Regions from separate parts of the Mus musculus genome. Here regions 1, 2 and 4 are each linked to region 3. Evidence: chromatin loops called from intact Hi-C (ENCODE). Cell type or tissue: heart. All regions are shown on one strand. Region 1 holds the start of Eif2d (eukaryotic translation initiation factor 2D). Region 2 holds the start of Dyrk3 (dual-specificity tyrosine-(Y)-phosphorylation regulated kinase 3). Region 3 overlaps Fcmr (Fc fragment of IgM receptor). Region 4 overlaps Mapkapk2 (MAP kinase-activated protein kinase 2).

Region 1 (8,000 bases), 280 kb after region 3:
GCTCTAGATAACACACACACACACACACACACCACACACACACACACACACACACACATACACACACACACCACACACACACACACACAGAGTTTTCCTTCACCTTGCTCTGCAATTCTGAAATTTTGGCCAAGAGGAGATGATAATCTGAGAACCCTTTGAGGAACACTGGAGTTGTTAAGGGATGCTGGTTGCTGGCTTGTTTTCAGCCAGCTCTCCAGCATGAGAGTCCTCATAGGCAGAAGGCAACTCATGATGCAGGCAGAAAATGTGGGATGAATTAGTTACTTTGTGTTCCTGCAATAAAACACTGACTAAAATCACCTTTGGGGAGGTGTACTGGCTAGTTTTGTGTCAACTTGACACAGCTGTAGTTATCACAGAGAAAGGAGCCTCCCTTGAGGAAATGCCTCCATGAGATCCAGCTATAAGTTATTTTCTCAATGAGTGATCAAGGTGGGAGGGCCACTTGTGGGTGGTGCCATCCCTGGGCTGGTAGTCTTGGGTTCTATAAGAGAGTCTGCTGAGCAAGCCAGGGGAAGCAAGCCAGTAACATCCCTCCATGGCTTCTGTGTCATTTCCTGCTTCCTGACCTGCTTGACTTCCAGTCCTGACTTCCTTTGATGATAAACAGCAATGTGGAAGTATAAGATGAATAAACCCTTTCCTCCCCAACTTGCTTCTTGGTCATGCTTTTTGTGCAGGAATAGAAACCCTAAGCCAGGAGGTAAGGGCTTATTTGGCTTATACATTCCAGTAAGAGGTCCAACACTGAGGGAGGTTAGGGTAGGAAATGCAGCAGAAACCATAGGGGAACTGCTGCATACTGGCTTGATCAGCTGGCTTTCTAACACAACTTAGGACCACCTGCCCAGGGATGGCACCACCCACAATGGGCTAGACCTTTCTACACCAATCCTTAGTCAAAATGCCCTACAGACTTGCCTACAGCTCAGTCTCCCACGGAGGCATTGTCTCCACTGAGGCTCCCACTCCTCAGATGACTCTAGCTTTTGTCAATTCCACAAAAGAACTAACCAGCATGTATGGATTTATGCTCTTGATTAGGAGAGACTGGGTGTGGCAGTGCCTATGTCTCTGAATCTTGGCTCCTACTTATTGGCCATTAATTTCTAGGAAGGCAATCGACATCTTCGGATCTACAATAGTTTCCCCAGTTTGAAATGTCTAGTATTCCCCTAAAATTTTCTTCAGTTCTCCAGACCACAAACACTCGGTGGTACATATCCTAAATGTGACTTCATAGCAGTCCAAGGAACAGGAGTCTGCAGGTAATGCTTTCCTCTAGGCTCCTCTGCCTTTGGTTTGGGGTGAGGTGCTTCTAATAAAAGTCTGGAGGCTCAGAGGTGTAGAAGTTGAGGCTAGCAACTAGGCCCTAGTATATGACAGGTAGAGATTGCCAGGCACTTTGGACAATCAATGTGAAATTAGTTTAGCAACTAGGATGATGATGATGATGACGACGACTATGATAATGGTTACGGTTAGTGAAAGGGCACTCTGCTCCGAAGAGCTGATATGCAAACGCTAGTTTAATAGAACATAAGCAACCTAGGTTTAAGTTTAATTTAAACCTAAGTTTAAATCCTTGTCCGTAGAGTACACAGTTGTTTCTCTGAGGGAAGCCCCATCTTTGTTATTGAACTTTGTTACTAGTAGCCTGGGCAAAACCGAATCCAGGGTGGAGTGTATTCCTTGTTGCTGCTATTATTACAGCGTGCAAATTAAACGTCAAGGAGGAAAAAAAAAAAAATCCTAGCTGAAGCCTTTAGTTTGTAATACCATATAAAGATATGGATAAATAAAAGCCTTTAAGCATTTAAAAGCATTTTTAAAAAGAGGGCGAACCAGCATTCAATGAAACCTGCAAGTTTAATAATATATGAATTCAAAAAATAAAATATGAACTCAGTTCATTTTGTGGACTTGACGCATGTCGAATAGACTGCAATCAGGCAGTTTCTTCTCAACGCCGTATCTAAAGCGGATGGAGCAGAAAGAATAGAACTAAGACGTTGTTTGCACAACTGGCGTCCCTAACTACAGACCCGCAGGCTCCTAGGTACACCCGGTTCCAAGTGGAAGAGCGGGAGCGGAAGTTCCGGAGTCTGTCCCGCCCCTCCCCACCTGGCGCTGCGTCAGTTCCGGGCCAGCATCAGGGCTAGGGCCGGGTTCCTAGCAGGCTGTTTTTTGGCGCCGAGTCTCAGCATGGCTGCCTCCAGGGTTGAGGGTCCGGGAGCCGCCACTCCTTCGTTTTGTTGACCGCCCCTGGCGTCTGTGCTCTTCTTGTCTTTCCTGAGCTACTCCAGCAGACATGTTCGCTAAGGCCTTTCGGGTCAAGTCCAACACAGCCATCAAGGGCTCGGACAGGTGAGGGAGAGAATACTTTTGCTTAGCCTAGCGAGGCTCCTACACTTGTAGGGCTGCACATAGAGACCCCAGGGAGCCAAGCAGGGGTGTTAGAAACATTTTTGAGGATAAGGTGTGGGGGTGTCTCTTTTTATCTTCCAGCTGGTCTTTTGGACAATAAAGTTGAGTTAGCGTGTACTGGGCTCAAGCTAGGTTTTGTGGGAGATGTAAAATGAGGGAATATAAGTCCTCCATGGAGTTTAGAGTCCATGGGAGAACTCAGATGGTGTACCAAAACTAAAAGTATAGGGGGGGGGGGGGAAACGCCTAAACGATTATTCCTGGCCGGAGAGACTGGTGTCGGAGAGGTCCGTGCCCTGAGGTGGCAGAGCCTAAGAAAGCTGTGGTAAGGAGAGATGTTAACTCTCCTTTTTAAGTCAGTGTCGTAGACACGGATAGCTCCGCAGGGATTTTGGAGCCAGCTTTCTTTAGGTATCATTCTTGGTGCCATAGTAGCCTTTTAATGAGAGGTTGACAGATTGCCAACCAGTCTAAGACAGGAGTGGGGACAGCATGTGAGGTCATCTGTGTTTCCAATGACTTTCTAAAGACTAACTTTGGTTGCTTAGTGAAAATAGGTGTTCCGATGGAATAATATGCCCAGGAGGTCTTGAGAATAATGAATAAGACAGATAATAGGATTTGGAAAAGCTGAGAAGGGGGCATCACGAACCAGGCAGTCTTTCTTCAGTCTTTATGATTTGTATAGTCATTCTGAATGTCTGTATTTATTAATGTGCATCGTGCTGGTGTGCTTTCTGCAGGAGAAAGCTCCGGGCCGATGTGACAGCTGCTTTCCCTGCCCTGGGAACAGATCAGATCTCTGAATTGATACCTGGAAAGGAAGAGCTAAATGTTGTGAAGTTGTATGTTCACAAAGGGGATTCGGTGACTGTGTACACGAGTGGTGGTAACCCCATCCTATTTGAACTGGAGAAAAATTTGTATCCAACAGGTATGGTAACCAGATGAAATGCCCAGACTGCAGCCCTGGTGAAACACGTTATTCTCTGTTGATTTGGTGTGATATTTGTTTTTGTTTTCCCCCATAAACATACCTTTTCAAATGAAATAAACACAGAATTTCCCAATACTATTCCTAAGGATCTTCTGGGACCTAGTGTTTCCAGAATTGACCTTTTCACCGTAAGAGGGATAAGAAACAAACGAAACCCCCGGCCCCCCCCCCAAAAAAAACCCAAAACACATGGAAAAATGGCAGTGCAAAGTTCTGAGAGAAAGGAGCTGGGGGTATTGGGAAGAGTGCTGAAGTGTTGCCAAAGGTGGAATTTTAGAGCATGTAAAGAAAATATGGCGTAAACCATCTGTAAAAGGCTTTTTCTTAACACAGTGGAGAAAATGTACGCTCAGGACTAAGCTGTGTCAGTCACACACTTCCCCTGAGCTGCTTCATAGTGGGTTTTCCTAGTTAGAGTCTCTCTCTCTCTCTTTTTTTAAGACAGGGTTTCTCTGTGTAGTCTTGGCTGTCCTGGAACTCACTCTGTAGACCAGGCTGGCCTCAAACTGAGAAATCCGCCTGCCTCTGCCTCCCAAGTGCTGGGATTAAAGGTGTGCCCCACCACTGCCCGACATGTTTTATTTTTCTTTCTGAATTCTAGTTAAAGTGAGCACAGTGCTTGGCATTTCTAGATCTCCAGCAGAGAGTGTTTGTTAATAAGTATTTCCTGGGTCTCTTGGTACAGTGTACACACTGTGGGCCTATCCGGATATTCTACCAACTTTTATAACATGGCCTCTGGTATTGGAAAAACTGGTCGGGGGAGCAGGTAAGAGAACTTTTCTATATTCCAGTTATTGCTTGAAATCTCTTCAGTAATTATCTGCCACCTTATAAGGCTACTCATTTCTTGTGTTTTTATGTAAAACTGTATCCACTTCTGGTGTGTATGTCTTTGTGTTATTCTTCCAATGTTTCTGAGTTTCCTGGACATCTCTGATTCTCAGTTTGTGATCTGCCCCGTGCTGGACTTTAAATCATTCAGGAACTTTAGCACGTAGAACTTGGTCTCTCATTTGTGAGACCTGAAATGGAGGGTTGATTCTCAAGTTGCCATGTTCACCATGAATAATGTAATTGATACATGTTTCTTTGACACATGTATGATAAAGTTAAAAATGAAAATGACATTAAATTCTATTTGCAACAGATTTGATGCTGCCAGGGGTAGTGGTGCCCCCTACTGGTCTTCCTCAAGTACAGCAAGGCGACCTCTGTGCCATTGCCTTGGTGGGGAACAGGTACTGTGTCAGACTTTTGTGTGGGATGTGTGTGTGTGTGTGTGTGTGTGTGGTGAAAAGAGGTAAAAGGGAGGAAAATGACCACTTCCAAAGCACATAGACCAAGAACTGAAAGAAAAAATAGTTTCTCTGGAGCAGATAGTGGGCCCTTAGTGGCTGGCACAAACCTCTGGAGAGGCTACAAATCTTATAAGCATAAGATGTTTGCTGCTGCTGAATGTTTAAAGCTTACTTTAGAGATAACTTTAGATTTATAGAAGATTGTAAGAGAGAGTGCAGTTGGGTACACACCAGGATTTCCAGCATTCTGCAGGGACCCATCGTAGTTACCACAGCTAAGGAGTATTTTCCTGTCCTAAACTGGGACAATGCTGGAACATACACAAGCCTTTCTTGGTTTGGTTGTTGTTTTGTTTTGTTGTGAGTACTTTTTCCATTCAAGGGTCCAGTCTACTACATACAGTACCACAGTGTGCTTAGCTCTTTTCTTTTCTTTTCTTTTCTTTTCTTTTCTTTTCTCTTCTCTTCTCTTCTCTTCTCTTCTCTTCTCTTCTTCCTTTCTTTCTTTCTTTCTTTCTTTCTTTCTTTCTTTTAATTAGGTATTTTCTTCATTTACATTTCCAATGCTATCCCAAAAGTCCCCCATACCCTTCCCCCCACCCACCCACCCACTCCCACTTCTTGGCCCTGGCGTTCCCCTGTACTGAGGCATATAAAGTTTGTAAGACCAATGGGCCTCTCTTTCCAATGATGGCCGCCTAGGCCATCTTCTGATACATATGCAGCTAGAGACACGAGCTCTTGGGAGTACTGGTTAGTTCATATTGTTGTTCCACGTATAGGGTTGCAGACCCCTTTAGCTCCTTGGGTCCTTTAACACATCTCCTGGCACCTGGTATGCGGCTATTGATCTGGCAAATGCCTTCTTCTCAGTACCTGTCCATAAGGACCACCAGAAGCAATTTGCTTTCAGTTGGCAAGGCCAACAGTATACCTTCACAGTTTTGCCTCAAGGATATATTAACTCTCCTGCCCTGTGTCATAATTTAGTTAGAAGGGATCTTGATCGTTTGGATCTTCCACAAAATATCACATTGGTGCACTATATTGATGACATTATGCTGATTGGACCAAATGAGCAGGAAGTAGCAACCACTTTGGACTCATTGGTAACACATATGCGTATCAGAGGATGGGAAATAAATCCAACCAAAATTCAAGGACCATCTACCTCAGTGAAATTCTTAGGAGTCCAGTGGTGTGGGGCATGCAGAGATATTCCTTCTAAGGTGAAAGATAAGTTATTGCACCTGGCCCCTCCTACAACCAAGAAAGAAGCACAACGTTTAGTGGGTCTATTTGGATTCTGGAGACAACACATCCCTCACTTGGGTGTGTTACTTAGGCCTATTTACCAAGTGACTCCGAAAGCTGCTAGCTTTGTGTGGGGCCTGGAACAGGAGAAGGCCCTTCAACAGGTCCAGGCTGCTGTGCAGGCTGCTCTACCACTTGGACCATATGACCCAGCAGACCCAATGGTACTTGAGGTGTCTGTGGCTGATAGAGATGCTGTTTGGAGCCTCTGGCAGGCCCCTGTAGGTGAATCACAGAAAAGACCTTTGGGATTTTGGAGCAAAGCTCTACCATCATCTGCAGACAACTATTCTCCCTTTGAAAAACAGCTCTTGGCCTGCTATTGGGCCTTAGTGGAAACTGAACGTTTGACAATAGGACACCAAGTTACTATGCGACCTGAACTACCCATCATGAGCTGGGTACTATCAGACCCTGCAAGTCATAAAGTGGGACGCGCACAGCAGCAGTCTATTATCAAATGGAAGTGGTATATACGTGGGCTCTGTGATCCATCCAATAGCTGACTCTGAGCATCCACTTCTGTGTTTGCTAGGCCCCGACATAGCCTCACAAGAGACAGCTAGCTGTTTCTTTTTAGTGTCTTTTTTTTTTTTTCCAAGACAGGGTTTCTCTGTATAGCCCTGGCTGTCCTGGAACTCACTTTGTAGACCAGGCTGGCCTCTAACTCAGAAATCCGCCTGCCTCTGCCTCCCGAGTGCTGGGATTAAGGGCGTATGTTACCATGCCCAGCTGCTGCTGCTTTTTTTTTTTTTTTTAAGATTTATTTATTATTATATGTAAGTACACTGTAGCTGTAGCTGACACCAGAAGAGGGAGTCAGATCTTGTTACGGATGGTTGTGAGCCACCATGTGGTTGCTGGGATTTGAACTCTGGACCTTCAGAAGAGCAGTCGGGTGCTCTTACCCACTGAGCCATCTCACCAGCCCTGCTGCTGCTTTTTTATACCAGGGCCTCATGCTTGCTATGAGGGAAACTGATCCCCCTCTGAACTGAACGGGTCCCCAGCTTTCTCTGCTCCTTTTAAAAGAGAAACCAAGAGTCATTGTACAGACATTTCTGCCTGACCCTTATTCCTGCCTTCCTCCCTAGAGCGCCCGTTGCAATTGGAGTGGCCGCCATGTCCACAGCTCAGATGCTGGCTTCAGGCCTGAAGGGAAAAGGTGTCTCTGTGCTCCACACTTATCAGGACCACTTGTGGTGAGTGCATTGCTCCTTCTGTTTACAGAGGATGAGGTGGGGTGGGGGTGGGGAGCATGGATGGAGAGAAAATGAACCAGAGATTCAGAAGTGCAAGGATGTGTCCAGGTGCATCCTCCTGCTACTTGTGGACTCCAGACTGCCATCTGCTTGCCAATTGTGGGGGGAAATACAGTTTTATTTGTCCAGACAAGAATCTAGAGGCAACTTGGTTATCTTCTAGGCCTGGAATTGTCCCGACAATTGCCCAATTGCCCTAGGCTTAGGAATGGTTTTCCCTGCCTTGTGCTGTGGTGATGTCCATATAGTGCTATGTCCATTATATACACTTCATTTGGTCCTGAGGCAAGTGCTTCCGAGTCCAGATCAGTTATCAGACAGCAGATGATAACAGATTACTTCATGCTGTCCAAGTACCATGTCTCAGGATTCTCATTATGGAACACACATTCTGGCTAGCACAATGTATATGCTATGCCTACAGTCCTAGCACTGAGGAATTTCACACCAGCAGTTCTCAAGTTTCAGGTCAGGTCAGCCTGAACAATGTAATGAGACCCTATCTCAACCTTCCCCTCCCCTTAGCCACTCCCCACCCCCTGCAAAAACAAAAACAAAAACAAAAAACCCCTCAAAACCCAAAAAATGTAGGCCTACTGCTTTTGAGAAAGACATTTATTGTTTGAGAAAGGTGACCTTAACCAGACAAGGAGCCCTGAAATGGATTGTTTCAGC
Region 2 (8,000 bases), 260 kb after region 3:
TCATAAAGGATCAGAATGTACCAAAGCCCAAGCTGGACGAGTGGCCCCCGGTGGTGCACGCCTTTGACCCCTACAGAGCGGGTTCCAGGACAGCCAGGGCAACACAGAGAAACCCAGGCTTACTGTTTCAACTTAATTTATGAAGTTTTGTTCTTTTGTTTTTTGGGTTTTTTTTTTTTTTTAAACTGTCTTTCATATACTGATCTGCCAGGACTAAACGGGAAAAACTGAGCTGATTGTGAATTCTGACACTATTTTCCTTGTTACTTCTGTTAAAAGAAGCCTTTGTCATGCTCTATGTATGTCACCTACCATAAAAAAGAAACACCGCTTAAACAAGAGTTCCTTCCGCGACCCCAAGTGCCATGCCTACCCCAGCAGAAGGAATAAGGAAAGGGTGGACTTCAAATCCAAACTGTTCCAAAAAAAGCCGACCTCAAACCACAGAAACTGTTTTCCCCAAGTCAGGAGAAATCAAAAGCAAACCAAGCATGGTAATATGAGTATGGTAATATACCCATTTAATCCCAGTACTCTGGAGACAGAGGCAGGTACACCTCTGACTTTGAATCCAGCCTGGTCTACACAGAGTTCCAGGTCAGCCAGGACTACACACACTAAGCAACTCTGTGTCAAAACAATAATCTTTCAAAAAGCAAAAGAACCACACACACTCCCCAACCAAAAACCTCAAAACAAAAGCAGCCAACCCACAAATAACAAATGGAACTCCCGCGTTGCCAAGAGCATTAAGGAGCACTTCCTCTTCCCCCAAGCAACTTTCTTTCCTTTCCTACTTACATTTAGCCTTCTGGAGACAGGTGCTTCAGAGGGGTTGCTGAATGTGTCCGAATAGGGTGGGCCCTTGGTTTCATCTATCATCATGAAAGTATCATAGACACCATCCCCCAACCTAGGAGAAACGGTTACAGATAAAACCGGTCAGTAACTAAACAAAATGAGCTTGCATTTTCAAAACACCCCAGGATTTAAGCGCTTCTTACCCTTTCTGACACTGCACAAAAACAAGCCGGGCAGTCGGCAGTGGGAGAGAAGGACTCTAACCTTTCTCTTCCCTGTAATTTTTTTTTTGTTTTTTTGAGACAGGGTTTCTTACATAGTCCTGGCTGTTCTGGAACTTGCTGTGTAGAGCAGACTGGCCTCGAACGCAAACTGATCCACCTGCCTCCACCTCTGCACCAACACATCTGTTTCCTTTTTCTTTGTAAAGAATGGAAAAAAAAAATCTCTGGATTCAATTTTACATTAGTTACAACAGACTGGTGTGGTGACACACTCCTTTAATCCCTCTCTCAGGAGGCAGAGGCAGGTGGATCTCTGCTGAGTTTGAGGCCAGCTTGGTCTACAGAGTGACTTCCAGGACAGCCAAAGCTACATAATAAAGAGACCCTGTCTCTAACTAACAAATAATAAGTAATCGAATGCTGTTCAAAAAATGAGGGACTACCAATTAACTTGAACTGAATAAGAAACCTAAAAGCAGAAAGAAATAAACATAACATAGAGGTTTGTTTTAGAATGCAAGTCTAACACCTCTATTCTAGTTTCAGCCCCTGGCTGTGCTACCTTCCCCCTCTGAACAGCCTCACAGGTAAATGGGAAGAAAAGGACGTCTACACTCTCAGACTACAAGAAGAGAAGACTAGCAGAACAGCTGTCTTCTCTTCATTATTTTATGCACCCATTTACAGCTAAGCTAACTAGTGAAAAAAGGCAGCCAACAGGAACCCACCCGATGCTTTGCTTTAAGTTACACGATGTACCAAATCTCTCTTCTGTTCCCACTTCATTTCCTGGCATATGGAGATATTTAAAATGCTAAAGGACTACAGAATGGTTCTGTCTTTACACTGTGGGTCCTCCACAGTGAAGGCACACAAACAATGGGCAGGATTTACTAAAGCCACAAGATGGCCTTGAATAATGCATTTTATCTGCTCCCAAGACTACGGATTTGCGGGTCACTCTGGTCACCGGTTCATGTTACCATCTCAGATTATATACTACTAACACAACCATGACTAGGTAACATTTTTCATTGTCTTTAAAAAAAATATCTTTTCAGTCACTTTTGAGATCTGTCTTATTAAAAAAAAATACTTATAGAGTTTAACACAAGTGTTAAAGGAATAAAGGAGGGCTTTAAAAACATCCCACAAGAAATTAAAATATCTTCTAAAAAATATATTGAGGTTCAGACAATGTTTTGATAACAGGCAATTTTCTAGACAGGTCCGGCCTCTGCCATACTGCACGATGAAACACACCAGCACCGCATCTGCAGAGTAACAGCCAGACGCGAACGAGCGGATTGGGTTCCTTTAGCCAGGGCCCGATGCGGAGGGGGAAAGGGACCCCCCCCCAAAAGCGGCACATGGGGAACAAGGTCCCGGGTCTCTGCTGCTCCACCCCAGGGCCAGGGCGGGCTGGGCAGACTCTCGGAGCAACAGGGCGCAGGTCTTGCGCGCAGGTCCCAGACCCAGCTCTCCGGAGGCCGCGCCGTCCCGCCCGCCCTCCCCCGCCCTTCCCGCTCACCGCGCTGATGGACAGGCAGCCCAGACCCGCAAGGAGTCCTCCCGCTCCTACCCGGGCGCCGTTACCTCCGCTGCTGCGGCGGGAGCCCGGCCCCCGGCAGCGCCGCGTCCTTCCTCCCGCGATCGCGGGCTGCGCCTCCCATCGCGAGCTCGCCCCGCGGACACAGAGGCGGCGGTTGGCCCGGTGGGTCGCCTCCAGCACCGCACCTGCTGGCTTCGCTACAAGACGAGGCTGGGCACTGGGCTCGCGCGGTCCGCAGGGAGACCACGCGGGAGCGGCCGCGTCGCTTAGCAACCGCGCACGCCCTGCCGCGCCTGCGCAACGCCGCCTTGGAGGGAGCGGGGAGGAGGCGGAGCGAGGGGCGTGCTGTTCCTGGGTGGTGTGCTCGCAGTTCTTTTTGCAAAAGAGGAAACTGGCTTGGAACCTACGCTTCTTCGTATTCACCTAGCCGTGAAACCAAACATGGGAGTATCAGCAGCACAGCCTGCCTGCTCAGCAGACCGCTTGGAGAGCTCTGCGCATCTTTAATATGTGAAAGCGTACCTCACTCTTTCTGAGAAGTACCGTCCATGTTAAGTCTATTTCGACAGTTAAAATGGAAGTGAAAAGAAAGGCTGTTAAGCCACAGAAGTGGCGGTTGTGTTGAGCTTGGTGCCCATCAGATTTCCTAAGGCTGCAAAACTCCTCTGCAAGAGCGGATTTGATTCCCAACACGGTCGTGGCAGTTCACAACCATCCATAACTCTAGTCCCGGGGTGTTTAATGCCCTCTTCTGACATCTGAGAGTAGCAGGCACGTATGTGGTGCACAGGCATAAACTCATACACATAGGATGAGCCCATTGGATCTATGAGAACAAAACAAAACAAAAACCAAAGGTTCTTCCACGCATCGGTGGCGCACGCCACCTGGTGCACACTGGAAATTATTTCATAGAGCATAATTCCACGAATCTTCAAATGTCCAACCGAGGCTCCTTTTGGGGTTCGTAAAAGTCACAGTCCCTGTTCTCAGAAGATCCACACTCTATTTGCAGCTAAGAATCTGTCCATTTGGGACACTTTATTTTCATCTGTTCAGTGTTGACTTAGCCTGTGATATAAGTAAAAATGTTTTCTTCAATGATGATCTTTTAGAAGTTTTCTGTCTCTCTTTCATCCACAACCAGTGCAATCTTACTTTCCTAGGGTTTTTGTTTTTAAATTGGGCTCTTTGACTCTTGTTTGTAGACAGAGTTCCATGGCAACAAAGGCACCTCCCCCGCTCCAAGATTACAAAATTCTACTAACTGATCCTGCTCTCAGGACTTCTAAGAGGTGAACACCCCAGACTACTACCGGAAGGGTTGGTTGGGACTTGCCTGGACATGTTTAATTACCTCATTTCGAATCACTGCAAGTCTTCCCTTCTGTCTTTAAGGCGCATCTTCTAGAGCCAAGCTAAAGCCTTCCTGTTCTACTTGCCTCCAGCGGGTTAGGGGAGTAGATACAGAGGCTGCCTTTGTCTTTAGTAGGTTATTTCCCTAGTAAGGGAGGGAGAACTCCTTGAGGGTGCTGGACCTCCTGAGTATCTGACCTTGGTGACCTAAGTACTTTTCAGTATTTCTTCAAAGAACCCCTGTTTTGTAACAACGACCACACCCTCATTAAGCAATTGCCCTGTACCCTCCGGCTCTTGAAAAGACTCATTTAAGTGTACTTCAACAGATATTGAAATACAAAGAAAATACGATTTCTCTGTATAAAGTGTTCCATATGCTTACATATGTGCAACCTATGGAAATCTATGCAAAATATATTTGATAAATGTTACATTAAAGTAAGTAAAAAAAGGTGGGGGAACATGCTGGTGGAAGGACAAAGTTTTGAGGAAGTGAGGAGTAGGAGGGAGGGACTTTGGTTGGATGTGATCGGATATATTGGATAGGGGCTGGAGAGATGGCTCAGTGGTCATGAGCACTAGCAGCTCTGGAAGAGGATCGGACATCTGAGAGTACCAGGCACACATGTGCTGCACCGACATATGCTCAAAAGAATAAGATAAATCAAAAATTTTTTCCAAAGATATAGTGTATGAAGTCACTGAATAATAAATTAACGGATTTTAAATAAATGAAGAGTGGTTGGAAATCAGCATTATCTTTCTGAAAATATAAAATAAGAATCCTACCACATACTAGCCAAGTCACCTGAGATGTCTGCCTGTCTTTAGAAGCCAGTTCTAGTGAACAGGAAAACTAAAGAGCTTGCAATATGTGTTTTAAATGCAATTATCCCAAAATCATAAGGAAAAGACACAGGGACCTGGAGTATTGCTCAGTAGACCAATGTCTGTGTAGCATGCAAGAGGCTCCGGTTTAGATCTCCAGTACAGAAAGCAAAGGAACCAAGTGGGCATTCAGAACTTGACCACAGCACCTTCAGGAGGGACACAAACATTCCCCTGTAATAACTCAGCTGTAATTTTTTGATAAAGCAGCTAGTGGGGGGTTGGCTTCCGTTTGAAATCAGTGTGTTGCTATGAATTTCTCTGTAGTGGAATATACCATGATACATGCATATACAATGATACATGCATCACAGAACTGAAATGCACGTTTAAAAGAAGTCATTCATTTAGAACCTGAGAGACTCACTGGTGAGTGAGTGAGTCTTGATATTTCCAGCTTTGTCAGCCTGGTCTTGTGTCTCCTAAGCCCTTAAGGTTGTCTTTACCAGTCCCAAACCCCTGTCCCAAAAGTTTATGTGTGTGTGTGTGTGTGTGTGTGTGTGTGTGTGTGTGTGTGTGATATCTACAGCCCTAAAGGTTGTAAAATGTGTGTGGTGTGTGTGTTTTTGTGTGTGTGGTATGTATGTTTATGTGTGTGTGGTGTGTTTGTGTGTGGTATGTATATGTGTGTGGTATGTGTTTTTGTGTGTGTGGTGTGTTTATGTGTGTGGTGTGTTTGTGTGTGGTATGTATGTTTGTGTGTGTAATGTGTGTGTGGTATGTGTGTCTGTATATGTCTCTGTGTGTGGTGTGTGTGTGGTATGTGTGAGTGTGTGGTGTGTGGTATGTGTGAGTGTGTGTGGTGTGTGGTATGTGTGAGTGTGTGTGGTGTGTAGTATGTGGTGTGTGATGTGTATGTTTGTGTGTGTATGGTATGTGTGTTTATGCGTGTGGTGTGTTTGTAGTGTATATGTTTGTGTGTGTGGTGTGTGTGATATGTGTGGTATGTGTTTGTGTGTGGTGTGTGTGATATGTGTGGTATGTGTGTGTGTCTGTATGTGTGTGTCTGTGTGTGTGTCTGTGTCTATGAATGTGGGCATATCTGAGCATCAGTGTGAACACCAGAAGATAACTATTGGAATTCAGTTCTTTCTTTCCACCTTTCCACCTTGGGTTCTGAGCATTGAACTCAGATTGTAAGGCTTGCTTGTGTGGAAAGTGCTTTTAGCAGCTGAGCCATCTTTCTACCCCTGAGTACAGTTCTTGACTTGAAAAGCCCGACATCTAGAATGAGAACAGGCATAGTATAACTCCTGAAGACTCTCCCTACGAGGAGGAACTGGATGCACACACTTACTCCTGATCACAGTTTACATGAACCCCAGCAGGGCCAGCTCCCTGATGACTGCTGAAGGTTGTGAATGATTATTTTTGGCTGTTCTCTGGGTTCTGAGGTTTCTGTCCTCTGAATCACACTTCCTTTTCAAATGAAAGATAGTTTTTGTTAGCAGGTGAATATTTCATTTTTTTTAAATGTTTCCTTTTTTTATAGAGGTTTGGGGAATCTAAAGTTTTGTTTGATTTCAAATTTTCTACTGTCTTTGTACTTTTGGTGCAAATTGATCATATTTTAATAATACAATTCAAAGTTGTAGTTCTGTGAGTCTTATTTGCTTTTATAGTAAACAAAGCCATGCATGCAAATCTCTTCAAAGTCTTTCTCTACTTTGTGCTTCTGAGGCTGCTGAGGGCAACATCTGAGGGCATTGCCCTTGCAGTCCTTGGGGGTCCTGTGAGGGCATCTCACCTGACTGAGATGTCACTTCAGAGCTCTCTGCTGTGTTTCAACAGTCTTTGAATTAACCCTTTATTTTAAGAAGTTCGGGGTTTTCTATGTATGTTTGTGTGTGTGTTTGCCTACATGTATGTATGTGCACCAAATGCCTGGTGCCCACAGAGGCCAGAGGAAGGCATTGGATTCCCGAAAACTAAAGTTACAGATGGTTGGTGAGTTGAATGTGGGTCCTCTCCAAGAGCAGCTAGTGCTCTTAACTACCTTGTCATCTCTCCAGCCAATGTCATTCATTTTAATTTAATATCTATTGGGACAGGGTCTCACTTTGTAGACAGGGCTGGTCTAATTTAGACAATCTTTCTTGGGAGATTACAGGAATGGGTCACTGTGTCCTACAGTGGTTTTCTTTTAAAGATTTGATTTATATGCAATAAAGTTAACTATTCTTTTTCTTCTTCTTTTTGTAGTTCGTGGAATTCATTCCAGAGCCTTTTAAACACTAAGCATGCTCTTGCCACTAAAGTATATCCCAAGCCCCTAAGTTCACTACAGGTCACAGTTCTGTGAGTTGTATCAGCTTCATACAGTTGTATAACCACCAATGCTATCATAGGTAGCAGAGCAGGGTGCTCTATCTGTGGTGGTTTGAATGGCCCCTATAGACTCATAGTGGCCTTATTGGAGGAAATATGTCACAGGGGTGGGGGGTGGAGTTGGAGTGGGTTTCAAGGTTTCAGAAGCTCAAGCCAGGCCTAGTGACTCATTGTCTCTTTCTGCTGTTGGTGGCTCCAGATGTAGAACTCTCAGCTACCTCTCCAGAACTATGTCTGCCTGAATTCCACCATGCTTCCTGCCATGATGATAATCGTCTAAACCTCGGATCTGTAAGCAAGCACTGTTAGCATTCTGACTAAACTCCACACCAGTTACCTGGCAACAGCCATGTAGGCCTGGCCCACTATAAAAGGTGTTGCTTGCTCCCTCCTCCTTCTCTTACTCTTGCCTCTCTCATGCCTCTTGCTCCCTTGCTCCCCATCTCTCCCCATTCCCTTCCCCACTCTCTCCACATGGTCATGACTGGCCTCTACTATACAGTATACTTCTCTCTCTCTCTCTCTCTCTCTCTCTCTCACTCGCTCTCTCTCTCTCTCCGCCCTCCCTCTGCCACTACTACCCTCTAAACACTCTTCCCCATGCCCTGAATAAACTCTATTGTATACTATACCTTCATGTGGCTGGTCCCTCAGGAGGAAGGGACGCCTTGGCATAGGCCTGCTGAGACATCCCCTTTTCCCACACCTCATCACACTCCCATAGAATATATTCTTATATCTCTTTATCTTTTTATAATTACAAGAATCCCCAATTAAGTGTTTTACTTTGTAAGAGTTGCTATGGAATTAAAGGCATGCGCCACCATGCCTGTCAAGAGCAGGTGGAT
Region 3 (8,000 bases):
CACATTCTCTCACGTCCTTACCTCGGTGCAATCTGTTCTTGTTACCTGAAAGGCCTTTTTCATCTCCACCTTAGCTCTCCAGGCCCAGCTAAACACACACATGCTTTACACTATAAGCACACACCCTTGTGATGGTTTGAATGAGAACGGCCCCCATTCATTCATATGTTTGAATGCTTGGCTCTAACTTGGTGGAATTGCTTGGGAAGGATTAGGGGAGATTGCCTTGTTAGAGTAGGTGTATCACTGGGAGTGGGTTTTGAGATTTCAAAACTACACATCACTTCATCTCTCTCTCTCTCTCTCTCTATCTCTCTCTCTCACACACACACACACACACACACACACACACACACACACACACACACACACACACACACTTGTGGATCAAGATATAAGCTCTTAGCTACTGCTTCAACACCACACCTGCCTGCCTGCTGCCATGCCTCTCCCTACAGTGGTCATGAACTCTAACCCTCTGAAACCATGAGCCCCAAATTAAATGCTCTCCTTTATAAGTTGCCTTGGTCCTGGTGTTTTGTCACAGCAATAGAAAAGCAACTAAGACAACCCTCTTCTCGGTATATGGAGGCACTTGCTGGGACCCACTTAGATTGCCATCTGTGGCTTTACCCTCTGCTATAGTGGGTTGGGTTACGCTACACTTCCCTTTTCTTGCTTTTTAATGTCAGGAACTTGTGACCCACAACCTCCACTCCTCCTTGTCCTATTTCTCTCCTAGGCATATGTATGTTCACACCCATGCATGTATACTCACACTCAGGCACACCCTGATTGCCCTTCCATGAGTTCTCCACCCTAGTGACAAGCATCACCTTCTCAGGCACCCTCCATGCCCATTCTTTCAGGGTACAGCGTTGGACACCACTTCTCTCAAAAGCCATCCTCCCAGGACACCATCCCCTCAGTGGCCTGAGTCAGGTGTCCCTGCTTGCTGTTGTCAGGGAGCCCTGAGCTATCTCTCTCAAGACATCTATTACATTGTACTGGAGTAGCTGTCTGTTGGTATAATTTACAACATGACTTACTGTATGAGAGAGGAGCACCCAGGAAAGGTATCAAATGTATATTTGTTGAATGGTTTAGTAGAGTTGAAAGGAGGAGTGGATAGATGAACAGAATTGAGAAAAGAAGAACCCAGAAGGACAATTTGCTGTAAGAATGGGTCACCTTTCTCACCCTCAGACTTTAGTCCCTCAGGGGGTTATGTGCCACTGGGGGGGGGGGTCATTCCTGGCATCTCATTTCTCTTTGGAGTAGGCATTGTAGTTGTGTCTAGGTCCTTACAGGCTCGGGTTTAATTATGAGGCTGAGGCTAAGGACATGGGGTGGGCACAGAGTAAGCCTGAATGAGAATGAAGGATCTGGGCATAAATCAGAAGAAAACTCTGTAGGGCTGAGGCTGGGCTGGTGACAGGGCATGGCTAGATCTGGGGGTTAATTTGGGGGTGGTCTGGGGTCGGCAATAGGTTTGGAGAGAAGTGTGAGGGGGAGGTATGGATGAAGTAGAGACACATCTGAGAATGGGGCTTCTTCTGCATTAGTTTCTTCTCTTCGCAGTGTCTGGGGCCCTGAGAGTCCTCCCAGAAGTACAGCTGAATGTAGAGTGGGGTGGATCCATTATCATCGAATGCCCACTCCCTCAACTACACGTAAGGATGTATCTGTGTCGGCAGATGGCCAAACCTGGGATATGCTCCACTGTGGTGTCCAACACCTTTGTCAAGAAGGAATATGAAAGGCGAGTCACCCTGACGCCATGCTTGGATAAGAAGCTATTCCTAGTGGAGATGACACAGCTGACGGAAAATGACGATGGAATCTATGCCTGTGGTGTGGGCATGAAGACAGACAAAGGCAAGACCCAGAAAATCACCCTGAATGTCCATAATGGTAGGTGTTTAGAAAACTGAGACCAGCATCTAACTGTAACCATCCCATACTATTGCCATATTAGCCATCCCAGTATTAACACAGAACAACACAGCTTAACTTCACAGTTGACCGACACCACAGCCTAGAACCTTCTAGCCACAGGAGATGAAAGGAGTAAGATAGATGTTGTATGTTGCCCATTCTACCCAGGGCATGAATGGAGAGGTAGACCTTAGACAGAGGAGGTTTTGAGGATGAGGAAACCATCAGAGGAACCATGCATGTCCTATGTAATTATTATGTGTGTGATTATTATGTCTTGGGTGGATAAGACTAAGAAACAATGATCGAGCCAAATGTGTTACTATACGGTGGGGTCCTACATTTCTTCTTAACTCTGACTTTTCCATGACATCCTAACATGTGCATGACTGCTTCAGCAATGTATAACCCCCAACAGTCCAATGGCTTTATAGGGAGCGCTGGATATGCTGGTGGGAAAGGCCAGCATTCAGGGAGACTCTATACCCGTTCCTTTCTTGTTGTTTCTGTGGACTATTCTCATCTCCTCATGGCCTTGGCTGAGTCAGCTCTTACTGGACCCTCCAGTCTTATCTCTTCCCTGATGATCACCAACGAATCCCTCTTGCCTCCAATAGAATACCCAGAACCATTCTGGGAAGATGAATGGACCTCTGAGCGGCCAAGATGGTTGCACAGATTTCTGCAGCACCAGATGCCCTGGCTCCACGGGAGTGAACATCCCAGCTCTTCTGGAGTCATAGCCAAAGGTGAGCTCATCAAGTCAAGAGCGCGAGAAGAGGGAGACTTGTTTTGTTCAATTCATAAGGCAGTTAGCAAAGCTGAAGGGACTTTCCCATGCTTTTTCCTTGGGAAGGACCTTCATCTGACAGCTAAGAGGCCAGGCCCTAGTTGGAGGAGTCACATACCACCACTAGGTGGCATACAAGTAACAAAGTGCCCAATTCACAAACCCCAGGTCCTATTTGAATGACTAGAAACCAAGACTGGGCAGACGTTTGCCAACTGGAGGTCAGTATGTTTCCTGCTACCTGCAGGGGTGTCTTCTACCTGCTGGTAATTAGTGGTTTTAACAACTCTATTTAGCAATTAAAAGATGATTATCTACTAACATTCCCATGCATCTTAACATATACTGGTGAGTTAGGTACGTTAATTGAACATTGCTGCACTAGGAGGCCTTGCTGGGGTCAAAAGAAACAGTGTAACTGGGCAGATCATAGATCCATGAGTGTGACTGACTGGGATGAAATTGGGAAGAATATATGAGCACAGAAGAGCAAGGTACTCCCCATGTCCAGAAGACAGTAAGCCTGTGAGGTCAGGGAAGGCATCCTGGAGAAAATATTTAAAGTATGTATGCATGCATGCATGAAAGTTTTTTGTGTAGTTAGAGCACTATAAAGGCATTTGTGGCCACAAGGACTACAAAAACAGGTGGTGTGTATGGGCAAAAGGGGAGAAGTGATTGTGGGTGGAAGAGGAGACCCACTTCTCCTGGAGACTGGAGAGCACAGCATATCTCCCACTGATGTAAGCTTTCCCTTCCCTCTTGAAGTTACCACGCCAACTCCAAAGACTGAGGCCCCTCCGGTTCACCAGCCCTCCAGCATCACTTCAGTAACCCAACATCCCAGAGTTTACAGAGCATTTTCTGTGTCAGCTACCAAGTCCCCAGCGCTCCTGCCAGCAACCACAGCCTCAAAGACTTCCACTCAGCAAGCAATCAGGCCCCTAGAGGCCAGCTACAGCCACCACACCAGACTTCATGAGCAAAGGTAAGAAGGGCTTCTATGTTTAGTGCCTGTGTACTAAGAGCCCTGAAGTCATCCTATATCCTTCTCAGCTTTGTCTCCAGAAACCCTCTGAGAAATGCTCTGCTTTTGAGTGTTCTGTATAAATGCATTAGTCTTATCATCAAAGAATATGCTTTGTTGTTGTGGGTCTCCCTGCCCTTGTGGACATCAGCCAATTCTGTCCACAAGGGCAGTGGAAGCAGAGGCATCGAGATGGGAGGGGATTTGGAAGCCCTGTGAGTACATACAGTGACTAGCCACACTGGAACCAGCTATCAGGAGGCAGATCAACTTTATTTAGGGTGATTCAAGGCTTATAAAGTTTTGAGGGACTGAAAGTAGAAAAATCCAAAATAGGCAAAGGTCATTGGCTGGGGGCTTACCTGGATACCTCACTAGCATGGGGAAGCATTTTAGGAATCTCAGGTTCTGGCTGAACGAGATTTATCGGGAGAAAGAAAATTGATTCTGCAATCTCATTGAGGCTTCGTGACATTCCTCAGGTAGAAACGTGTGGGTTTAGAATTCCCCAGGTAAGGTCAGTGGGGTTTCTCCTTGAAACCCCACTAATGAAGGGAGTCTCTTATATTACACCAGGCCCAGAGGCTATCCAGTCATGATGGACTTTGACCTTAGTTAGCAGAGTTTTCCCACATGTAGTATTCTTTGCAACTCCCTAGTTCTGATCTTATAGAAAGACTCAGGTCTTTCTATCATACAGATTCATTCAGGCCTGTTGTAATGTATAACTAAATGAGAAAAAGGGTTTAATTAATTTAAAGTAATTAAAAGTATTTACTAATCAATTAGCATTAAAATTACTCTTACTTTTTTTTTCTTTCCTTCTTAATGCTGCTAACACTTTGTGACAAATGTTACTATTGCTTAGCTTGGTTCTAAATATCGGACCTCAATGAACCACTAGGGGGCAGCATTAAAGCAAATGTGTGTGAAACCCCACAAGCAATTTGCCTGAGCAAATACAAAAGAGAAAAAAGGCTATCATTTGGATCCTGTGAGGGAACTGGGGCAATAAAATCTATGTGGCTTCAATGAAACTAGGACTCTTAGTTTCCATCTCAGAAATCCACGTAATAAATGTTTCTTTCATGTCAACTGTGATAAAGACACACAATGTCCAAGTGTGGTTAATACAGGTCTGCCTATGCCAAGGTTTCTAACTGTGGGAATAGAAGCCATATCAGACCCTGCGATGGACTGGCTGTCTTCAATTCTTCCCACCCCCTATGATTTTGGTCAGAACAGTTTTGTGAAAGTCCAAAGTCCATTTCTGATACCCATTTATAACAAAATAAGACTCAGGGAAATTAAAACTCGCTCAAGAGCACAAAACCAGTAAAATGAGGAACTTAAATTTGAACCAAAGACTCCTGACCCCATAAACAAATCTCTTTGGGGATGATGGAGGAAATTCTGTTAACAATGGGTCAACTCGAAATCACCTAAAGAAAGGTGGCCACTGAAGGGTGAGTCTTTAAGTTTCCTTTCCTTGTCTAAGTTCTCTGTCTCTCTCCTTTTTCCCACGGCCAAGGACACGCCACCATGGCCCACACTATGGGAGAGAAGACCGAGGGCTTCACATCCCCATCCCAGAATTTCACATCCTGATTCCGACCTTCCTGGGCTTTCTCTTGCTGGTTCTTTTGGGACTGGTGGTAAAAAGAGCCATTCAAAGGAGGAGAGGTGAGCCACTTGAGGATCTGGGCTGTGGTTGGGAGACCTGAAGTACAAGAGCCCAGAGCATTCAGATCTAGCTCGGATGCCCAGGTAACCGGGATGAGAAATGGAGTCTAAAAATAGTTTGCCCTTGCTCCTGTGCTCTGTACCCTGGGCGTCTAAGTCCAGGCTACAACATTGCCAGGCATCCTAGAGGTGTATAGCCTTCAGTCTGGGAGAAAAGAGGCAGGTGGCCACTGGTGTCTGATGCCATGCCCTTCTCTTTTCTTGGTGACCTCCTGAAGCCTCCTCCAGACGTGCGGGCCGACTAGCGATGAGGAGGCGAGGCCGGGGGGCTTCCCGCCCGTTCCCCACACAGCGCCGGGATGCCTCGCAGAGGCCGCGCTCGCAGAACAACGTCTACAGCGCCTGCCCCCGGCGCGCACGGGGACCAGACAGCTTGGGTGAGCGCACACACTAGCGAGGCGTGGAGACTGGGGCCAGCCGGAAACCGGGGACAGGTGGTGACCAGGCGTGGGAAACCCGGGTCCTCACCGCTTTCTTCTGTCTCATAGGTCCAGCGGAGGCTCCGCTCCTCAACGCCCCAGCCTCAGCGTCCCCCGCTTCTCCGCAGGTAAGCTCCGCCCACCCCGGCCCGTTCAGCCAGGCTCTTCCCCCCCCAACCGGTTGTATCCAGTCCCTAAATTGAAGCCCTCGAAGGCTGGCGCTGCAAAATCTGTGGTTATCTTAGTTACCTGGCAAGCATTTCTTTTCGGATAAATGAATGTTGGATGTCTTTAGTCTAGTAGGGAAGGTACCCCTGCAGCGACTAAGGTGTAAAAAGGACGCTAGGTTTCTAGAAAGCTAGATGGGGTGGAAGCTACTCAGATAGTTTTACCTCTGTGAGAGAGGTATTTCAGACATCTCAGAGAGAGAGAGAGAGAGAGAGAGAGAGACAGAGAGAGAGAGAGAGAGAGAGAGAGAGACAGAGAGAGAGAGAGAGACAGAGAGAGAGAGAGAGACAGAGAGAGAGAGAGAGAGAGAGAGAGAGAGAGAGAGAGAGAGAGAGAGAGAGAGAGAGCCGCGTTATTTAAAGTGCCTGGGCAGAGATGCAGACATTCAACATAGCAGGTATCATTTTGTTCCCCCAAATTAAGGGAACAAACTTTAAGCATTCCCAAAGTCTAAAACATTTGGGCTTTGTAGTCAGAAAACGTGTTAATAAGGGCATCAAATGTGCGTGTGTTAATTAGTGTAAATTAATTAAATACAACAGACCCCCAAACCCTCAGGGTTCAAACCAGAGGGACAGGAAGAAGAGGATTAATCCATGAGGTCATCCAGGGACATTTTGTTCCAACAACTCCAGGCAGCTTTCCTGGTCCATGGTTAGTACTCAACCACCAGAACCAAGTTCTTATTTCTACACACAGAGATGATGGCTTCCTTAGGATCGTGACCCTGCATTCTCATATCTCACTAGTACTTGCCTCCCATTAGCTGCCGTGAAGTCATGTCATGCCTGGCTGGCAATATATTGTTTAAATGATCATATAAAAAGGGAAGAATGCTACCTAGCCCTGTAGTCACCTCCAGCTGTTTGAATGTGCCCCCCACACCTGCCCTCCAAACACAGACATAACCAGTCTTCGCTCACAAGACCCTCTTCTGGACTGCCTCCTGCTGAAAGCTAACCCTGTCTCATTCTCTCAATAAGTGTGTGTCTGTGTGTGTGTGTGTGTGTGTGTGTGTGTGTGTGTGTGTGTGTGTCAAATATACAGAGTATGCTCAATGGCTTATTTCAGTCTTCATATTTCAGTCTTCATAGGGAAAGTTTTCATTTTTTTTTAAACCAAATACGTTGACATTCAGTGGGAGATGTGTTTTTGAAGCAACCTTCTGCTCTTTCTCCTGTTGGTAAAATACAAAATGTAGAAGTCCCTTACAAAGGATGCTTCCTGCATTCAGAGGACTGCCCTTCTAGTTCTTAGAACTTTCATTTAGATGACTGATTGAAGTCTCTGTGGTGGCATTCTTCTGTGGGGATCACAGTCCTGTGCCATGTTAGTCTTGACGTAGCCTGGTCTTCTGAGAATTGCCATGAAGGGGAAGTCTTGGAGTGTCTCACTGGGGAAGAGAAGCGCCATCGTGCCCACATGGTCTGCAGTCTTCCTCCGCTACCCCGCCCTTTGCTGGAATGCACTCTTGTCCCATGTCATGGCCTCTCTGAGTCCTTGCAGAGGTACAAGAAATGATTCACCCTGCCTCTAACTGGTTGCCGGAGAAGATGCATATTTCCAGAACAAGTCATATCCCTTTATCCCCAAGGGGAGCCTTCTACAGGAGGACCTCCTTCACACTGCTCGGCCCTATGATTTCAGTCTTAAACCCTATGCAAAGTGTGTCCTGCCCACATAGAATGAAGTGGTTTCCAGTTATTTAGAGTGAGACTGTACCCTGAAAAGCCCCAGGGCTGGCCCACTTGATGGAGCTCAGCACCTTTGCGGTTGGGAGCTCAGCAACTCTGCCCCTGCTCCTTCATTTCCTGCAATGGAAATCCCAGCCAGAGCTAATGACACTCCTTTGGTT
Region 4 (8,000 bases), 180 kb after region 3:
GGATTTCCACGTTAGGGGATGTGGAACAGCAGAGAGCCGTGGCCTTTCACAAGGCATGGTAGTTAAGGAAACCCTCAGAGGACACTCTCCCCAAACCTTCTAAAAATGGCTCAGTTTCATGCAAAGCCAGCTTTTTCTAGTGATTCATAAAACGTCTAACTAAAAGTGACCTCAGATGAAGGCACACACTCCAGATTTTTTATTATTATTATTATCATTAATGAACTGAAAAACTAATGGGGAAATCCCTACTAAGACTATGTTCCCAATTTTTGGTTGGGGAGAGCAAACACTTTTAAGAATGAAGAGTCCAGGCTGAAGAAGGGTAAGAGAGGAAATGCTAGAGCCTCCCCCAATGAAAGGGGCAAGCCAGTCGTCAGTGGGCAGAGTCCACAGGGCCAACCATTAAACAAAACTGTGCCACGAACAGCAGTTGTGGAAAACAAGGACAAAACAAAACAAAAACAAACAGAACAAGAGGATTGTGCCTGCCCTCAAGGGAAAGAGAAAGAGCCTCCCTCATTTTGGCCAGAGCACCCTATGATGGTTAACCCCAGGACTATATAAGGAAGCTCTCCCGGGGCTGTTAGCAGCTGCTTCTCTGAAGGCAGCATGGTCTTCCCTCAGACTCCACTGTCACAGGGACTGGACCCACTGCCAATTCCTCTACACCAAGCCCCTGGGCTGACACACACCAGGTATTGGCCACAAGGGGGACCAAAGGTGGCATCTTGGCTCGCTGGTGGCTGAAAAGTCTTCACCACACCACTGGTAAGCATGTGGCTTGAAGCAAAAGAAATGACACTTGACTTTCAAACTAGAAAACTGTCCATCCCCACGCCCGGCCTTCCAAGCTGGAAGGCCAGCGTCAGCTTCCTGCTACTCACTCATCGTCTCACTCGGAAAAGGCTGGGGAAGGAGAGCACGGAGAAGTGGACTGCATAGCCCTGACAGCAACAGTTTGTTTCTAGGGGTCCACACGTGAGAGCTGAACACACTTGGCTCTGCACAGCTACCACAAGGCACGCTGGCTTCACACTCCCATCCCCCTAGGCACAGACAGTGCAGTGCCTGCAAAGTAAACGCAGTGGTATAGCGGGGAAAGCTTCCCACGTTGGCCTGACTCAGTGCAGGGAGTGGGGGATGGGGGAAGGAGAATGACAGTAATAGGCCGGCCCCTGGAGCTGAAGCCTCATGTCCTTTCTAAAGAACAGCTGTTCCCAAACTCAGTCAGGTCTCCCACCCACAACAGCCAGATGCCTTGTCGAGGCAGATCCAGGAAGGGCTGTGTCCTCCAGGGTAGAGGCAGAGGCTGCTCCCCAGATGCAACCCCACACATAACAGGACCCAGTGGTTTGTCTACGTTCACACTGGTGTGGCCACTTTCCCTAACCTCCTTCCTACTTCGCAAACTCTCCACCTACAACTTACCCATTCGGGCTTACATACCTGCTTGCTCTCTCGTCATTCAGAGCCCTCTGTCTTCCTGTCTCCAACCCAGCCAAAAGAAAACCCTAGTTGCTTAAATTAACCCGATGGTAGACTTAACCCTCAGCAGAGACCAGAGGAGCAAGACACAGGCCAACCCTAGACCCTGGCCCCTGCTTGGGGGAGCAGTCCCTAGAAGGAGAAGCTATGTTTATACCAAGCTACCCTGGCAGCGTACTACAAAAGACATTAAATCTGTGGTCTCCTGAACCTCCCACCACACCCACAGGGACTAGTCTATCCTCACAGGGACAGAATCCAGTGTGTTTCCCTTATACCCAGGGGGCTTCCTGTGCACTCTGAAGAAGCCCTAACAGTAGATGCAGGAAATCAAACCTACAGACACCCAATCAGCTGTGTGGCCTTGGACAAAGTGCATCCTGTGCCTGAACCTCTTTATAGATAAAGGAAAAGTGGAGCAATACCTCAGAGGACTTACGCTGGGATCAACCCAGCACCAGTACTTCACTCAGTGAGCACCCAAGGGTGTCAAGAATTCCCCTTGACATCCTCTTCAAGTATCCCCAGACCATTCAACCCCAACCTCACACCCAATGCCGTTCAAGTCAGCTCAGTAGAAGCTAGCTGGGTTAGAGAAAGAAGGGCTACCAAGCAGTCATGGGAGCTGACAGACTGGAATAGCTCCTGCTATTCCAGAGCACCCACACCAAGTGGTTCAAAGTCCCCGGTAACTCCAGCATCCAGGGGATCAGACACCCTCTTCAGTATCCACGGCCGTCTGTGTAGATGTGCCTACACTAATGCTGTCACGTGGAAATGACAGCAAAAAGAAAATGTTTACCACCCCCAAGTTAGAGACAGAAGCCCATAGGGGTGGATGGAGTTGGGGGGGGGGACAGAGGCGTGGCCAGCCCTTCAGCCTTTTTTCAGTCATCTTCCTTGGAAGCCAGTACTAGACCTTGTAAGCTGGACTGAGAAAAGGAAGCAAAATACAGGGGTGATTAATACTGGTGCTCTGAGATGAGGAAGCTGGAAGGCAGTTCTCTGTGTCAGAACACTGGTTCCCAAAGGACGCACTCTGTTGCTGGAACAGTATGTACATATATCATTGTCCGCAGTAGGAGTTTGCGATCGGGAGCAAGAGCCATGGGCTACCAGGCTGGCCCAGTCTCATCATACTGGTCCTCAAGGAAATCCTCCAGGCCGTGTAAGAGTGGTCCCAGAACAAGAATAGGGGAGACAGAATGGCTGGCTTCAAAGAGAGACGGGGGCCCAGGCCAAGGAATGCTGGCAAAATAGGATGTGGCCCTGCAGAGATAGTGAGGCTCTACCAGGCTTCTTTCCCACGTAACCAGCAAGTAACGTCACAGCTACAAGGACCTTCTCAAGCTTCTCACTTAGACGGCAGCTTCTGACAACTTCCTTTCTACCAGCCCCAACTGCTCCCCCACCCTGGACCCATCGCTCTGACTCCCTTGTAAGTGCAGACAATGGGTTCTTTACAAGCAAGAGTGCTCGCTGGGTGATTCGACAGTGCTCCAGGTAGGGGACCGTTCTCAGGTTGAGTAGCAGAGAGAGGATCCCTGATAACTAGGGTGGGTGGCTGGTAGAAGCCAGAGTGCTCCAGGCCCCCTGGTCCTGCGCTCTAGTCTGAATGGACAGCTGTGAGGTTGTAGGCACAGTGCTTCCTGCTCTGGGTTGGAAACTAGCCACGCTGCCCTGCCTTTCTCCCCTGCCTGGGGACAGAAGTGGCAGCGTCAGCAAATCAGCTCCTGCTCTAGGCTCTGCCAGGGAGATTCAGCTATCACAGGCTTTCTGAGGAGACTAGCTCACTCAAAGCACTTTTGTTTCTGCCTGGCCTGTACTGCCCCCTTCTGGACTCTAAGATAATACGCCACCCTGTTTTCCTGGCTCCAAAGGAGACGTGCTTATTGACACAAGCCCTCGTCTACGAGGGGCTATTCCCATGCTGATGTAGCCAGGAGGCTCTCTTCTCCCTTCTCGGGGCACAGGGCTCTGCCACCCGTCACAGGAAACACTCTCCACACACAGGCTGGGAGAACACAAGTAAACGGTCAAGGGCCCAAGCCTCAGGAAGAAAAAGAATGAAAAACTTTCAACTATTAAATTTGTTTAGTAAAGACAATTTTGCTCATACAAAACGAGAGTTTACAACAGTCTGAGTGTTGAACACACCATCAAAGACATGGGAGGAGCTGCAGACATCTGGGCCCTGCCCCAGGCCCAGGGATGCCCAAGAGCCCCTCCTCCACCAACCCCTGAGGGAGACACCCCTCCTCCAGCAGGAGGGGCATGGGGGACCATGGCACAAAGACTCTTCCCCGCCTGCTCCTCCTCAATCCTGGGGAGCCCCCACCCAGGTTGAGTAGTTAGAGGGTAAGGTGGCTAGTGGGCAGGGACAGAGTCAAGACATCTTTGGTGCGAAGACTGTCCCATCCACCAGACCACATGGTGGAAATCCAGGAAGACCACACGTGGTCCTGCCCTTGTCGAAGGGAGGTTGGCAGGTACCCCAGAGATCAGGGGAGATGCATGAAATGCAACTGCCTTTCCAGGCATAGAACCTTCCCAGGCTCACCGTGGGAGTGGACAGCCCATTGAGAAATGGCTAAAAATTTCAGAGAACTCGACAAGAGTGGGTTAATCGTGGCAAGAAGGGCAAGCAGAGGCTACTCAGTAGATCAGTGCCTCAGGGATCTGGGACCAGCAGGGAAAGGGGTCCTGAGGGGACCCAGTCCTCCTGATGGCTGTCAGTGCCCCCCAACCCCTCACTGCCTCCCCTGCCCAGCTAACACAGAGGCCACAATTACCTGGCTCTGGATCTAGACAAGCTACCTAGGCATTTAGGCAGGCTCAGTTCAAGCAGGAGTCCCTGTAGCCCCGCCTTCCCTAGACCCTCCAATGCCCAGTCGCTGGCATGGATCCAGGCATACACACACATGCACACACATGTGCTGCTCTGTTGTGCACACTGGTGATGTCTAAGGGCTTCAGCGGGAGGCAAGGGCCACCTACTGCCACTCTGCTGCCTTCTCCCTGGAACTCCCAGATTCTAGAGCCAGTGAGGACCCCACGTTACAGTGGGAGGCCAGAGGAGACAGATAGGGCAACCTAGGGACTTTCCCTATAACAACTTCCACAACACCTGTGGATAAGCCTCAGCCTTTGTAGATGGGAAAGGACCTGGGGAAGGAGTGAGGAGTGGGGAAAAGGACAAGAAGACAGGTTCCATAAAAACTCTACGCCAAATTACAGATAAAATGCAAAGGAGCAACGGGCTCAGGAGCACCTTGCCCCTCACACATCCTCCAGCCCCCACCTCGGGGGAGCCAGAGCCAAGGGCAGAATAAAGCCGGAGGCATTTCTGGGCGCCACGCAGCCCAAGAGAACAGGAGGCAGCATTGGGCAACTTGTGTCTCTTTGTCTAAAAAATATATTCATGTAGAGTTATTGCTTGTCCTCCAGTGGGTGGGAGACAGAGCGGCTCAGTGGGCGAGAGCCGCATCCTCCACAGCACGAGCTTTCTTCCGCCTCTTGAGAAGCAGAGGGTTGGATGCGTCTTCTATCTTCTTTATCTTGATCTGCTCATAGTCAACACGCATCGTGGCCAAGGCACTGGTCATCTCCTCCTGGGAGCAGGGAAAGAGGGCAGAGGAGAGACACAGGCAGTGAGGGACAGACAGACAAGGCAAAAAAAGGGTACAGTGATGCATGTCAGTTGTGGGTCCACACTGCCGACAGACGGCATCATCCTCCAGCACTGGCCACTGTGTAGCTATTCTCCCAGGAGCCCTCTGACAAGCTCACAAAAGGGGAAAGAGTCCTGGGCCAGCCATCCTGTAGGCCCTGCTCCAGTAAAGCCCTGTCTGGGGCTTTAATGCCCTCATCTGAAAACTGAGGGGATAGCACCTGATGCCATTTCAGGACCACTAGAGAGCCCCAGGGAGAGGAAGGCTCATAGGAAACAGACGGCAGTCTGGCCAGAACCTTTGCCACAAGCCAGTGAAGGCAATGGCTCCCAGTCACCTTTTGGTTGCTATGGAAACACTGGGATGAAGAACACAGATCCAAACTGTTCCTGCCAGGCCAGCACTCCTGCTGGGGACTTCCTGTGAACTGCCTTCCCAGCTCTCTTCCTCAGTGGTCCCTCACCTTGACATCCTCCCATCGTTCCTTGTCCTCCTTCAGGACACGGCTGGTGTGCAGTGGAGTCTGAGGGACCTTCGTAGATTGCTGAGGAGAGAGAAGTGGGATCAAGTGACAGTCGAGCATACTGAGCAACAGTCCCTTGCGCCCAGGTCTCCCCAGCCTGCAAAGCTTACCATGATCCAGGGGTGGTTCATGAATTCTGTGATGGTCATTCTCTGGGTGGGCTCTGTTTTTAGCAGATTCCGGATAAGCATCTTCACTATGGGGTGAGGCAGAGGACACAGCAGGTCAAGGGACAGGGCAGTTCAGGGGACTGAGACAGACAGCTCAGGGATCGAGACAGCTCAGGGGACAAGGACAGCTCAGGATCTATAGTTTTCCCTGCACTCTCCTGCATGAATCAGGCTCAAAGGAGACTGAATGAAGATAGATACCCAAGGAGCAATGGCTCCAAGGACCAGCATGCTGGACAAGCCCTGCACATACACATGGCTCTGACCATGCCTCAGGCACTTCCCACAGGCAGAACACACCTAGAAGGCATAGGAACAGGTCCAAGTCCCCAGTTCCAGCACACATGTGAAAAAGACTGATACCTACACGTGCGTACGCTCGCACACACTCACTCTTTCCCCTGTCCCCGAAGGCCGGTTCCTACCTTCTTCTGATACTTCTGACCACTCCGGGTTAGGAAATTCATACTGGCCCATTCGAATACGAGTCTTCATGCCCGGAGAGATGGCAAGGCCGTGATTGGAATAGAAGGGGGGATACCCACACAGCCTAAGGAAGAGAAGGGCAAAGCGGGTGTTATTTAGAAACCCTGCACCACTAATCAGGTAAGAAACAGACTCTGCTTGTTATAGTCCCAGAGAAATCGGGACTGCAGGACCCAGGAGTCTAAGTGCCAAGGATGTCACCTAGACGGCTAGCCCATTAGCTAGTTTCTACCACCACTTAGCAACCAGAACCCACCAAGCATCAAGTGAAGCAGGAACTCAGAATTCCCAGGGAGCCCCCATCCGAAGGGGAAATGCTAAAGCCTCCTCTTGTCCTGCAGTGGTAAAGCGTCCCCAGCTCCCTGACGCACTGCAGCCTAGCAGCCATCCCACACCACACACCAGCCCACTTACAAAATATACATGATGACACCCAAGGACCACATGTCACAGGACTTGTCATACTTCTCCGGGCCCAGGACTTCCGGAGCTGCAAAGCAAAGATCACTGTGGGTTGTCCTGGCTCTTTGAATGCTGAGACCTCCCCTGCCTCAGAGTCCTTCATCCCTTCATAAAGAAAGAGAGGCAACAGTGGGGGCCGGGGAAAGAAGAGGACCCTCTCCCAGAAGGGACTCTGCAGCTACAAGCTTAGGGTGCAATCACTGCTGAGCCGCTGAGAACCTACAAACATGTGGCACCCACTTAGCTTCAGGAACATGTCCTGGGAGTGTATTCGTGGAGTCAGCTGGGACTTTAGAGCAAAATCTGAATCCCAGACTCCACGGAGAAACCCTGGCTCTCCTTAGGAAGAGTACACAGATCCCAAGTGCTGCCCTCAGCCCAGCAGAGCATTTTCATAGCACTCAATCACAGCTTAACTCTGGCAGCCCACTCATGGCGGGGCCCTGTCAGATCTAGTACATCTAGGGACATAAAGACCCAGCATGCCTAGGTCTATGGTCTCCTGAGATGAGCAAAACGAGGCAAAGACTCAGTCCTTGGGCCTCCCCTGAACTCACCCACATAGTATGGTGTATAACACGGAGTGGTCAAAGAGTTGTGACTGGTGGTTTCCTTGGCAAAGCCAAAATCAGTGAGTTTCAAAATGGCATTGGGCCTTTTGGAAGTATATAAGAGGTTCTCAGGCTGTGGAGAGAGACATGAGTGGATAAGATCCCTGTGGAAATGCTGAGGAACCCAAGTGGGAAGGACTGTGCCTTCCGTTCATCCGCTCAACCACTGCATCCATCCAGCCCCTCTGCAGCGGGCAGCGTGAAGGCATCGGCTCCCTGCTACAGAGACTGCCGCGTGGAGCCATGGGGACTCCTGTTGACTCAGAAATCCATGTGTGGGACGGTGAGGTGCTGACGAGCAGCCACAGGCTGAGTGCAACCAAACTGAGCTTCACTACCAAGTTTGTGGTCCCCTGTCCCAAGCCCCACAAGCCACAGACTGGGCTGCAGACCCATCCTACGCTGACAGACCAGGCAGTCAGGGAGCATGGGGTTTATATAAGCAGGTGTCACCTTGACATCCCGGTGAGCAATGTTGATCGAGTGCAGGTACTGGATGGCCTCGCCGATGCTCTTCATGATCTCTGACGCCTCTGCAGACGAGAGAGAAAACCCGAGCTGGAGGTCTGAAAGCTCAGACACCAACCTG

Evidence for each region. Hi-C counts contacts between places; a loop is a spot of excess contacts. Peaks named below come from ENCODE experiments on the same cell type or tissue, not always from the same donor. Only the 100,000 strongest peaks of a DNase experiment are listed, where the experiment ranks them.
Region 1: it touches region 3 in a loop (4-fold over the local background); 5 of 42 quality-filtered maps call a loop at or near these places.
Region 2: a loop joins it to region 3, with 2.9 times the contacts of the local background. A loop is called at or near these places in 5 of 42 quality-filtered maps.
Region 4: it touches region 3 in a loop (7-fold over the local background); 39 of 42 quality-filtered maps call a loop at or near these places.

The regions. Positions count from the first base shown.
Region 1 is chr1:131,151,035-131,159,034 of GRCm38, forward strand. It overlaps Eif2d (eukaryotic translation initiation factor 2D), which reads left to right and starts at 2,173. Exons shown (of 15, transcript NM_001136070.1): 1 at 2,173-2,391; 2 at 3,195-3,385; 3 at 4,134-4,217; 4 at 4,599-4,689; 5 at 7,158-7,265. The coding sequence starts at 2,336. In heart, a CTCF peak has its summit at 4,631 (motif pointing left); a DNase peak (open chromatin) is centred at 2,207; H3K4me3 peaks cover 1,666 bases; H3K27ac peaks cover 1,204 bases.
Region 2 is chr1:131,135,459-131,143,458 of GRCm38, forward strand. It overlaps Dyrk3 (dual-specificity tyrosine-(Y)-phosphorylation regulated kinase 3), which reads right to left and starts at 2,776. Exons shown (of 3, transcript NM_145508.2): 1 at 2,622-2,776; 2 at 802-913. The coding sequence starts at 2,698. In heart, a CTCF peak has its summit at 3,456 (motif pointing left); a DNase peak (open chromatin) is centred at 2,873; H3K4me3 peaks cover 2,005 bases; H3K27ac peaks cover 1,992 bases.
Region 3 is chr1:130,872,467-130,880,466 of GRCm38, forward strand. It overlaps Fcmr (Fc fragment of IgM receptor), which reads left to right. Exons shown (of 8, transcript NM_026976.3): 2 at 1,582-1,914; 3 at 2,556-2,687; 4 at 3,497-3,716; 5 at 5,287-5,438; 6 at 5,717-5,875; 7 at 5,987-6,045. Among named protein-coding and RNA genes, the nearest start is that of Fcmr, 11 kb to the left of the region's middle. In heart, CTCF peaks have their summits at 2,844 (motif pointing right) and 4,651 (motif pointing right); no DNase peak of the experiment used is centred here; H3K4me3 peaks cover 1,019 bases; H3K27ac peaks cover 521 bases; H3K27me3 peaks cover 2,898 bases.
Region 4 is chr1:131,050,137-131,058,136 of GRCm38, forward strand. It overlaps Mapkapk2 (MAP kinase-activated protein kinase 2), which reads right to left. Exons shown (of 10, transcript NM_008551.2): 4 at 7,865-7,944; 5 at 7,358-7,484; 6 at 6,753-6,828; 7 at 6,278-6,402; 8 at 5,793-5,878; 9 at 5,623-5,703; 10 at 3,564-5,099. The coding sequence ends at 4,956. Among named protein-coding and RNA genes, the nearest start is that of Il10, 34 kb to the left of the region's middle. In heart, a CTCF peak has its summit at 3,328 (motif pointing left); DNase peaks (open chromatin) are centred at 3,225 and 4,315; H3K27ac peaks cover 806 bases.